Regions from separate parts of the Homo sapiens genome. Here region 1 is linked to region 2. The links are chromatin contacts, found by Hi-C or POLR2A ChIA-PET in ENCODE. All regions are on one chromosome and are shown on one strand. The core of a region is the stretch at or near the end of the contact, and the rest is flanking DNA. Distances in the headings are between cores, read along the strand shown. Region 1 overlaps PARVA (parvin alpha). Region 2 has its middle 75 kb from the start of TEAD1.

Region 1 (4,155 bases), core at 1,500-3,999, 190 kb after region 2:
TGCAGCTGACATGTCAAATAAACTCTCTCCCTAAGTCATGACATTCTCAATATTGCCTTTCCTGTTGTTAACACATCACTTCATCAAGGTGTTGGGATGGGATGGAAAACAAGGGGTTAAGCCAGCCCACCAGTGCCCAGGCTGGTTCCTGACAGCCGACGCTAGGTCCACCCTTACATTCTGTGAAGAACACTGCCCTTGAGACTGTGGGATGATTCCTCCTTAGGGAGGAAAGATGTCTTCACCTCCCCAAAGCCTTCTTGTCCAAAGGCTTGCCAACTTCCACCAGGCCCACTAATTAGATGTTAGTTCACATCGATCCAGGGCTGGCCATAACCCACAGAACTCCTGGCCTAGCCCTGCAGATGGCTCCACGCAACTAACGCTGTAAGAATCTAATTCCATGTTTTGAATTACTTTTCACAATTCTTTTCACTTCATATGAAAACAAGATCAAATGTTTATAAGGACTCGTTTGAATATATTTTCACTTTCCAAGCACAAACTTAGAGACAAAAAAAAAAAAATGAAATTTTCAGCAGCCATAAGACAAGAATGCATTTCTCCGGCTACCAAGTCAGATCATGGTGCAATAAAAACATCTCCAAACGCTTTCTGATACATTCTCTCATTTAACCTTATAACTCCTTAATGTTCACATTTTAATTGCAGTTTTAGAGCGTTAAGATCCTCCAGCAGCGCTGAAAGATGAAAGAATTTAAAAATTATTTAATACTAACTCGAAGCAAAAGCGAAGGCATTTCAGGCGGCTAACACAAAAGTTTCGCATTTAAACCACTCAAACTTCTCAGAATCTGCATAAAACTCAGCAAACTAAGTCTGTTGGATCTTTGACTAAGGAAGTGGGCTGTTGTAAAATGTAAACTCCTAACGGGCATCTCTAGCTCTTTTTGTTTTAATTTAAAAACTGGAGTGTAATTATCTCTTATTTACAAGAGTCACAAACACTGCCGAAGGGAAAATAAACCTCCTCTTTTGGGATGAAGTTGCTGACAAAGGTTTGACAGAGAAAAATAATTAATAGTTCTGTGCTGGCACGGGGAGAGTCCCAGAGCTTGGAGAAGTGAACTTGAAGATGTGCCACGCACGGCTGCCGTGTGGCCCTGGAATCCCAGGGGCCCAGCCAAAGGCAGGGTACACGTCTGGTCCTGAGAATGTGGGCAGCTTTGAGAGGGACTTAGGCTATGGCATGAGACAAAAGTCCAAGAGGTTTTTGAATATCCTCCTTAAGTTACTGTTTTGTGCAGAAACTGCTTTGTTCTCTGGTTACAAACTTTCTCCTGTTCAAGAAACCTGTCCATGGGTGATTAATGTCTTTCAGCTGGGGGCTCGAGTGTTCTCCAAGTTTGGTTCTGGGCTCTGCTGTTTAGAATCCCCACCTTGGGAAATAGAGGCAAGAGAGCCTTCAGGACAAGGAGCCGCCTGTGCCAGCTCCCTGGAGCCTACGGGGCACCTCACCTGACTACTGAGGTTAAAGCAGAGGAGAGGTGCACGTAAGATCATGTGCAGCTGGGTCAAAACCCTTGGAAGGAGGAGTCTGCTTCTTAAAAATGTGTGAGTGTACAGGTTCCATCATAACACTGCTTTTAAAGTAAACTACAAGAATCTTTTGAATACAAACCATATCGCATTCTAGCAGACATCCCTCTGTATTTTCATTTGCCTACATGAATGCTAGGAAGCCCATGGCCCAAAACAGTAAGATATTCTCATCCTTTTGTCATTATTATTAATGATGGATGTACTTGTAATGCCTATACATTTCTGCCTCGTGTGATAATCCCTTCCCTTCCCCTGGAGCACAGTCATGTTTTAAGATTGGCAACTATTTTATATCCTTTTGAGGCATGTTTGGGTGATTGGAAAGGGTTCAGATCTTGAAGCTGGACAGAATCTGATTTCTAGCCTTAACAAATCATGCAATGTTCCCGGGCCTCAATTTCCTCATCTATGAAATGGAGATAATATCTTTGTGGCAGAATGGGCAGAGATTATCCTGGCCTAATTCCCCTTGTATGCCCAAAGACAAATGCCTGGCACAGGCAGACGCCTGCATCCCAATGCCTGGCACAGAGTTGGCACCCAATGCACAAGAGCTATTGTTATTATTACTCTTAATAACACAACAAAAAAACAAAACAGTGGATGTTACTGACCAGAGCAATTTCTAATTCCAGCTTCATTATTTCAGATTAACTCAGCTGTTTTCCCCTCTTCTTATAGAATTCAAAAGAAAAGCCCTGAGATTTTGGCTCCAACTTCTCAGTGATACTTTTGGCCTTAGGAATATCTATTAAGAGTTTGCGATCCAAGGAGAACTATTAACACTGGCGTGGAAAGGGAAATTAGGAAGTCTGAATGAAGTAAAGGTCTGCTTGCGCATATAACAAGACCATTTTTCCTGCAAATATTATTTTCTTGGCTCTCAGGATCTTTTGTCCCTTTCTCTGTAGGCTGGGACCTCTGGGGCAAAGGACAGTGAGGGGCCCACACATGTTTAAAGAACAGGCTGGTACATCCTGTCCTTGCTACAGAGCCTGGCACATCAGTAGCAAAACAGACCTCTCTTTTGACACACTTTCTTTGAGGATTCTGCCAGACCCAGGCTTGCTGCTGAAGCCACCACTGAGCCTTCCTCTCGGCCTGGGCTGGTGAACTGCATCCCGGAGCCCCCTGGTGGTCCTTTCCATACTCACACCTCATTCCCACACCCTCTGGGGCAGGGAGAAAACGGCCTTAAAAGACCCACCCAAGGGTTAATCTCTGGTATCCATCATCCACTGGGGCACCCCATTTTCTTAGGATGAAGGCAACATGCTCTGTGTTAAAGATGGTATAGAAATGGCACCTTTCTCTAACATCAAGAGTCATTCATTAAGCATCTCTTAAGCACCTACTGTGTGCCAGGCTCACGCTGGACATGAGGAATAGAGGATTATGACTCAGCTCCTGCTCTTAAGAAGCTTCCAGTGTACAGGAAGAGGCAGACATGAGAGCTGAGAAAGACAATAGAGAGATGTGCCCAGGGAACCCTAGGGACAGTGTCAGTCTCTGTAAGGAAAGTGGGAATTGCATCAGGGAGGAAGGATAAGTTAAACTGGATCTTAGAGTCTTTGCATAGAGATTAGAAAGAAACTAGGCAGGCAGAGAAAGGAGGGAAGGCATTCCTGGGGGATGAGTCGATATGCCTCAATGCCCGGACCTATTAGGGGAATGCTGAGAAGCTGGGGGTGCCTGCAGCAGGAAGGAGTGATAAAGCAGGCTGGTGATGTGGGCAGGGCTTGGAGTGAGAAGACCTCGTAGGTCACACCAGGGAGTGTAGACTTGATCTTCTCCAGTGATTTTTCAAACCATGTTTTTAGACTCCCCATAAACATCTGATTCTAATTTCATGGATGCTGAGACCAAGGGAAAACTGGAGTGGTCATCCATAATCTGCTAACTTTACATTTCTGTGTTCAATTCCGTCTAACCATGAGAAGAATATCAGATAAATTCTAGTAGAGGGGCATCCTACAAAACACCTGACCAGTACTCCTAAAAAGTGCCGAGGCCATCAAAAACAAGGAAAGTAAAAAAGCTATTATAGCCAAGAGGAACCTAGGGAGGCGTGACAACCTAATGTACTATGGTACCTTCCCTGGTGGAACCCTGGAACAGAAAAAGAAATCTATTAGGGAAAAACTAAGGAGTTTTGAATAAAGTATGAACTTTAGTTGATGATTATGTATTAACATTGGTTCATTAATTATAATAAATGTACCATACCAATGTACAATGTTGGCAATAGGGGAACTGGGTACAGGGCCTATGGGAACTCTCTGCACTATCCCACAATTTCTTGTAAATCTAAAACTGTTCTATTAGGTTGGTGCAAAGGTAATTGTGGTTTTTACCATTAAGATGGCAAAGATCGCAATTACCTTTGCAGCAACCTAATAAAAAGTGAAATCTGTTTTTAAAAATCCTTTGTTCATCCAAACAGCCAAATTATTGTCACTGATAAGCTTTATAACTGTTATAAGTTAGAACTTAGAAAATTAACTTGTGCTCTAGTAACATTAGCTAACATTTATTTGGTAGCTATACCAGGCCAGGTACTCTGCTAAGTACCATACTTGATCTCCACAACAG
Region 2 (4,216 bases), core at 761-3,260:
AAGCAGCAAGAGTCTACCTTCAGCCTGCATAGTTAAACCAAGGGAGAGGTGATTGTTTCATCAGACTTTTCATTAGAGGACTGGGGGCTTCTCTTCCACGGGCAAAGGAGTGGCCAGGAAGGAGATAGGGCTGTTCTATAACAGTATCAGCATCAGGCAAGGGGAGAAGGCAGAGGGGCAAGGCTGTTGCCTGCCCGAGGTTCCCGAGATGGGCTCTGCTCAGGCCCTTGTCACGCTTGTGATCACAGCCTTGCCTTCAGCCCTTTCCACAGACCTTTTCTCTCTCTACTCACATACCATGTCATAGCCCTTTGCAAAGTGACCTTTAGACCTTGTGTTAATCAGTTTCGGCTCCTACAATAAAGTAACAGACTCGGTGGCTTATAAATGATGGACATTTATTTCTCACAGTTCTGGAGGCTGGAAGTCTGAAATCAAGGTGCCTACATGGTCAGGTTCTGATGAGGGCCCTCTTCTGTGTTGCAGACTGCTGTCTTCTCATTGTGTCTTCACATGGTGGAAAAAAAAAAGCGGTGGGGGGTGCCCTAGAGAGCACTCTGAGGTCCCTTTTATAAGGGCACTAATCCCATCCATGAGGGCTCCACTCTCATGACTGAATCACCTCCCAAAGGTCCCATTTCCTAATACCATTATATTGGGGATTGAGATTTTAACATATGAATTTTGAGACATTCATATGTCATTCAGCTCATTGCAGATCCCAAAACATACAACAAGAAACTTAGAATATAATCATTTGAATAACTTTCAAGTTTGCAAGTAAAAATCTGTTATAAAGGCAATATTATTATTATTACTATTGCTCATTTGAAAATGAGAGTATAGTGGAAATAGAAGAGGGCTTCAGCATACTCTTTGAAGTCAGAAAGATCTGAACAACTAGTAGATTAAAAACCTCGGGTAAGCTACTTTTTATGCCTCAGTTCTTAATCTATAAACTGTACATAGCAAACACTTTGTTCATGTAATTATGGCAAGGATTGAATGAGATAATTTTTGGCAGCATGGCATATGGAAAATAACTGATGAATGGTAACAGACATTATTAAAAAACAAAGGCTCAGGGAAATAGAGACATGTCCAAGTTCTCATAACTAGGGAGGGTCCAGAACAGTCTTGGATCCACCCATGACTTCTGATTCTTGTTCTTTCCACTACACAGTTTTTTTTTTTTTTTTTTTTTTTTTTTTTTTTTAAGATAGGGTCTTACACTGTTGTCCAGGCTGGATGAAGTACAGTGGTGTGATCACGGCTCACTGCAGCCTTAAACTCCTGGGCTCAAGTCATCCTCCTGCGTCAGCCTCCTAAGGTGCTGGGATTACAAGCATGACCCACGGCACCTGGCTCCACTGCATAGCATCTGAATGTAAATTGGGCAGTCAGGGAAGACCCAGACTAGTCTCTCAGCCAGTGAAGGGAGAGTATGGAGATAATTTGTTTCCAGCTCTTTTTACTTAACTGTTGGACAATTTCCCTTTCTCAAACATCCTCCAAATACTGGTGTATTTAGAATGAGACCCTCGCAGGTGCTGACCTAACACCACTTCAAGGTTTTCTACCATAACTAAGACCTCAACGAGTTGTTCGATTTCCCAGAGCTCTCGGCCCAGGCTCCCCCTGGCGGCCGCTGCGGAGAAGCACCCAGTACCAACTGGGCCAGGGAGCCTCCGCGCTCGTGGAGCAGAAGGGTCAAGAGCAGATGGTGGCCGCCATTTGTATTTACTAAGCCCAAGCAGGGCAAACACTTCACAGGAGGCACCCAGCTTGTGACGCAATCCTTCCCCAGGTGGAGGACACACTCACATTCTGCTCTGGGGATTCCAGTACCAAGAGGACAAACAGTGGTAGGGGACAGAGCTTAGGTCCTCTGGGAGGAAAGTGGCTGAGGAATTGGGTGGAGGAGGCCGAAGCCTTTTATGGCCTCTCTAATTCTTAAGTAGTTGGCTCACATCCCTCAGGGCTGGCGTTATAATGGTACCTGCGGTGCTTAGCCAGCTTGGCCTAGGGAACTTTCTCGTCCAATCTGGACTGGGCCCTGAGCTCTGTGCAGCCTGTGTCTATTCTTGGTCACACACTTGAATACTCCAGTTTTTGACTACCCAGTTTCTAATACATTTCAATGGAAGCCTGTGCTGTTTAATCCCCAGGATGCCCCTGTAAGCTAGATTCTTTTATTATCCTCATCTTGGAGATGAGGAGACTGCAATACGGAGATCCTGTGTCTCCTGCTGAGGATCACTCAGCCATGCAATAGAAAAGTTGGCATTGAAGCCTAGATCTGAGAGCTTCAAGGGCTGTTTGCCTTCCACCAGGCTATCCTGCACTGAACACAGTAATTATTTGTTACCTATAGACATGACCAATCATAGAACTGAAGAAAAAACCTGGAGTCAAAGCAGAAGGGAGAAACCTAATTATTCACAATTCTACTTGTGTCTTCCTTCCTTCCTTCCTATCCCTCTCCCTCCCTATGGTTTGTTCTACAAGCTTTCCTTTTATCAAAGAATCACTGCCAAGCCGCAGCTTCCTGTGTTTTGTCTTATTACTCAGAGAAGAAAGTAGTGTCTGCTGGCTTGATCTGTAACTCGGGCCGTAATTACTTCTGAACTGTTAGGGTTCAGAGGGCTGGCTAAAGATCTCCAAGAAATATCAGAACCTTCTGATTCTGTCATCTCTTGGGTGGAACTTAGAGACAAGTAACGTTATTGGAGCACTATTAAGTATCATATTCTGATTTATAGATAGATATTCTAAGGGGTATGTGTCTGTGTGTATACACACACACACTGTGTACACTTTGGGTCTGGGCTCTTTTGCTCAGCATAACACTTCTGAGATTTATCCATACTGTTGCATACATCAGGGGTTTGTTTCTTTTTATTGCCGAGTAGTACTCTGTTGTATTGATATACAACAATTTATTCACCATTCCCCCTGATAGACATTTGTGTGGCTTCCAATTTTGAGCGATTATGAAAAATGCTATGAACATTTGTGTACAACTCTTTGTTTAGACATATACTTTTGTTTTTCTCTCAAATGTTTTATTTCCTGTGAATGAAATTTCTGGGTTGTATGCAAAGCATGTGTTTAACTTTTTAAGAAATTGCCAAACTGTTTTTCCAAGTGGTACTATTTTATATTCCCACTAACACTGTTGGAGTTTCGGTTGTTCTACATCCTCATTAACACTATTATCAGTGTTTCAAATTTTAACCATTACACATAAGTTTTAGTTCATGTTGTCTCATAATTTTAATTTACATTTCCCTGAAGATTGATTATGTTGAAGATATTGTTACGTATTTATTAGCTGCCCATAATCCTCTTTTGTGAAATGGATGTTTAAATATTTTGCCCATTTAAAAAAAATCGGGCCTCTTATCTGTTTCTGAATGAGTTATAGGAGTTCTTATATTCTCGATATAAATTCCTTGTCAGGGCTGGGCGCAGTGGCTTACGCCTGTAATCCCAGCACTTTGGGATGTCGAGGTGGGTGGATTACTTGAGGTCAGGAGTTTGAAACCAGCCTGGCCAACATGGTGAAACCCCGTTTTTACCAAAAGTACAAAATTTAGCCAGACATGGTGACAGACACCTGCAATCCCAGCTACTTGGGAGGCTGAGACAGGAGAATTGCTTGAACCCGGGAGGCGGAGGTTGCAGTCAGCCAAGATCATATCACTGCACTCCAGCCTGGGTGGCAGAGTGAGACTCTGTCTCAAAAAAAAAAGAAAAAAATTCCTTGTCAGATGTGTGTATGTCCGTGTGTGTGTATACATATGTGTGTGTGTGTGTGTGTGTGTGTGTATATATATGAATGACTATGTAACTATATATTATATACATGTATCTGAAACTTGCCTTTTTAATATTTAAATATGTTGTCTTTCACAGAGCAGGAGTTTTTACTTTTGATTAAGTCCAATTTATTAATTTTGTTCTTTTGTGCTTAATGCTTTTTTGTGTCTTTCAGAAAAGAAAATAACAAAAAAGAAAATCGCACACACAAAGTCTTTAACCTTAAGTTTGAAAAAATTTTCTCAATGTTTAGAAGTTTAATAGTTTTAGCCTCTTTGTTATACTTATGGTAATTTTAGAGTTAATTTTTGTGTATGTTTGAGGTAAGGTTATTAGTCTGTTTTCACACTGCTATAAAGAACTACCCAAGACTGAGTAATTTATAAAGGAAAGA

The links. Hi-C counts contacts between places; a loop is a spot of excess contacts on that map. ChIA-PET counts read pairs that join two places held with the same protein, here RNA polymerase II (POLR2A). Pooled maps may share reads with other maps.
Region 1: a loop to region 2 is called in a map of A673, with 2.0 times the contacts of the local background. The contact joins two enhancer-like sites. A Hi-C loop is called at or near these places in 6 of 168 maps with a recorded cell type or tissue (A673, Calu3, K562 and 3 more) and 9 of 50 pooled maps. POLR2A ChIA-PET finds 5 or more read pairs at or near these places in 2 of 52 experiments (AG04450 and WTC11).

The regions. Positions count from the first base shown.
Region 1 is chr11:12,411,010-12,415,164 of GRCh38, reverse strand. The region is part of intron 1 of PARVA (parvin alpha); the gene reads right to left. Among named protein-coding and RNA genes, the nearest start is that of PARVA, 36 kb to the right of the region's middle. Within about 2 kb of position 2,749, at least 24 of the 41 ENCODE cell types and tissues checked have a DNase peak (open chromatin) inside an H3K27ac peak, as active enhancers do; they include A673, where a contact is called at or near this core.
Region 2 is chr11:12,597,110-12,601,325 of GRCh38, reverse strand. No RefSeq gene overlaps it. Among named protein-coding and RNA genes, the nearest start is that of TEAD1, 75 kb to the left of the region's middle. RefSeq lists an enhancer at 1,510-1,804. Within about 2 kb of position 2,010, at least 2 of the 41 ENCODE cell types and tissues checked have a DNase peak (open chromatin) inside an H3K27ac peak, as active enhancers do; they include A673, where a contact is called at or near this core.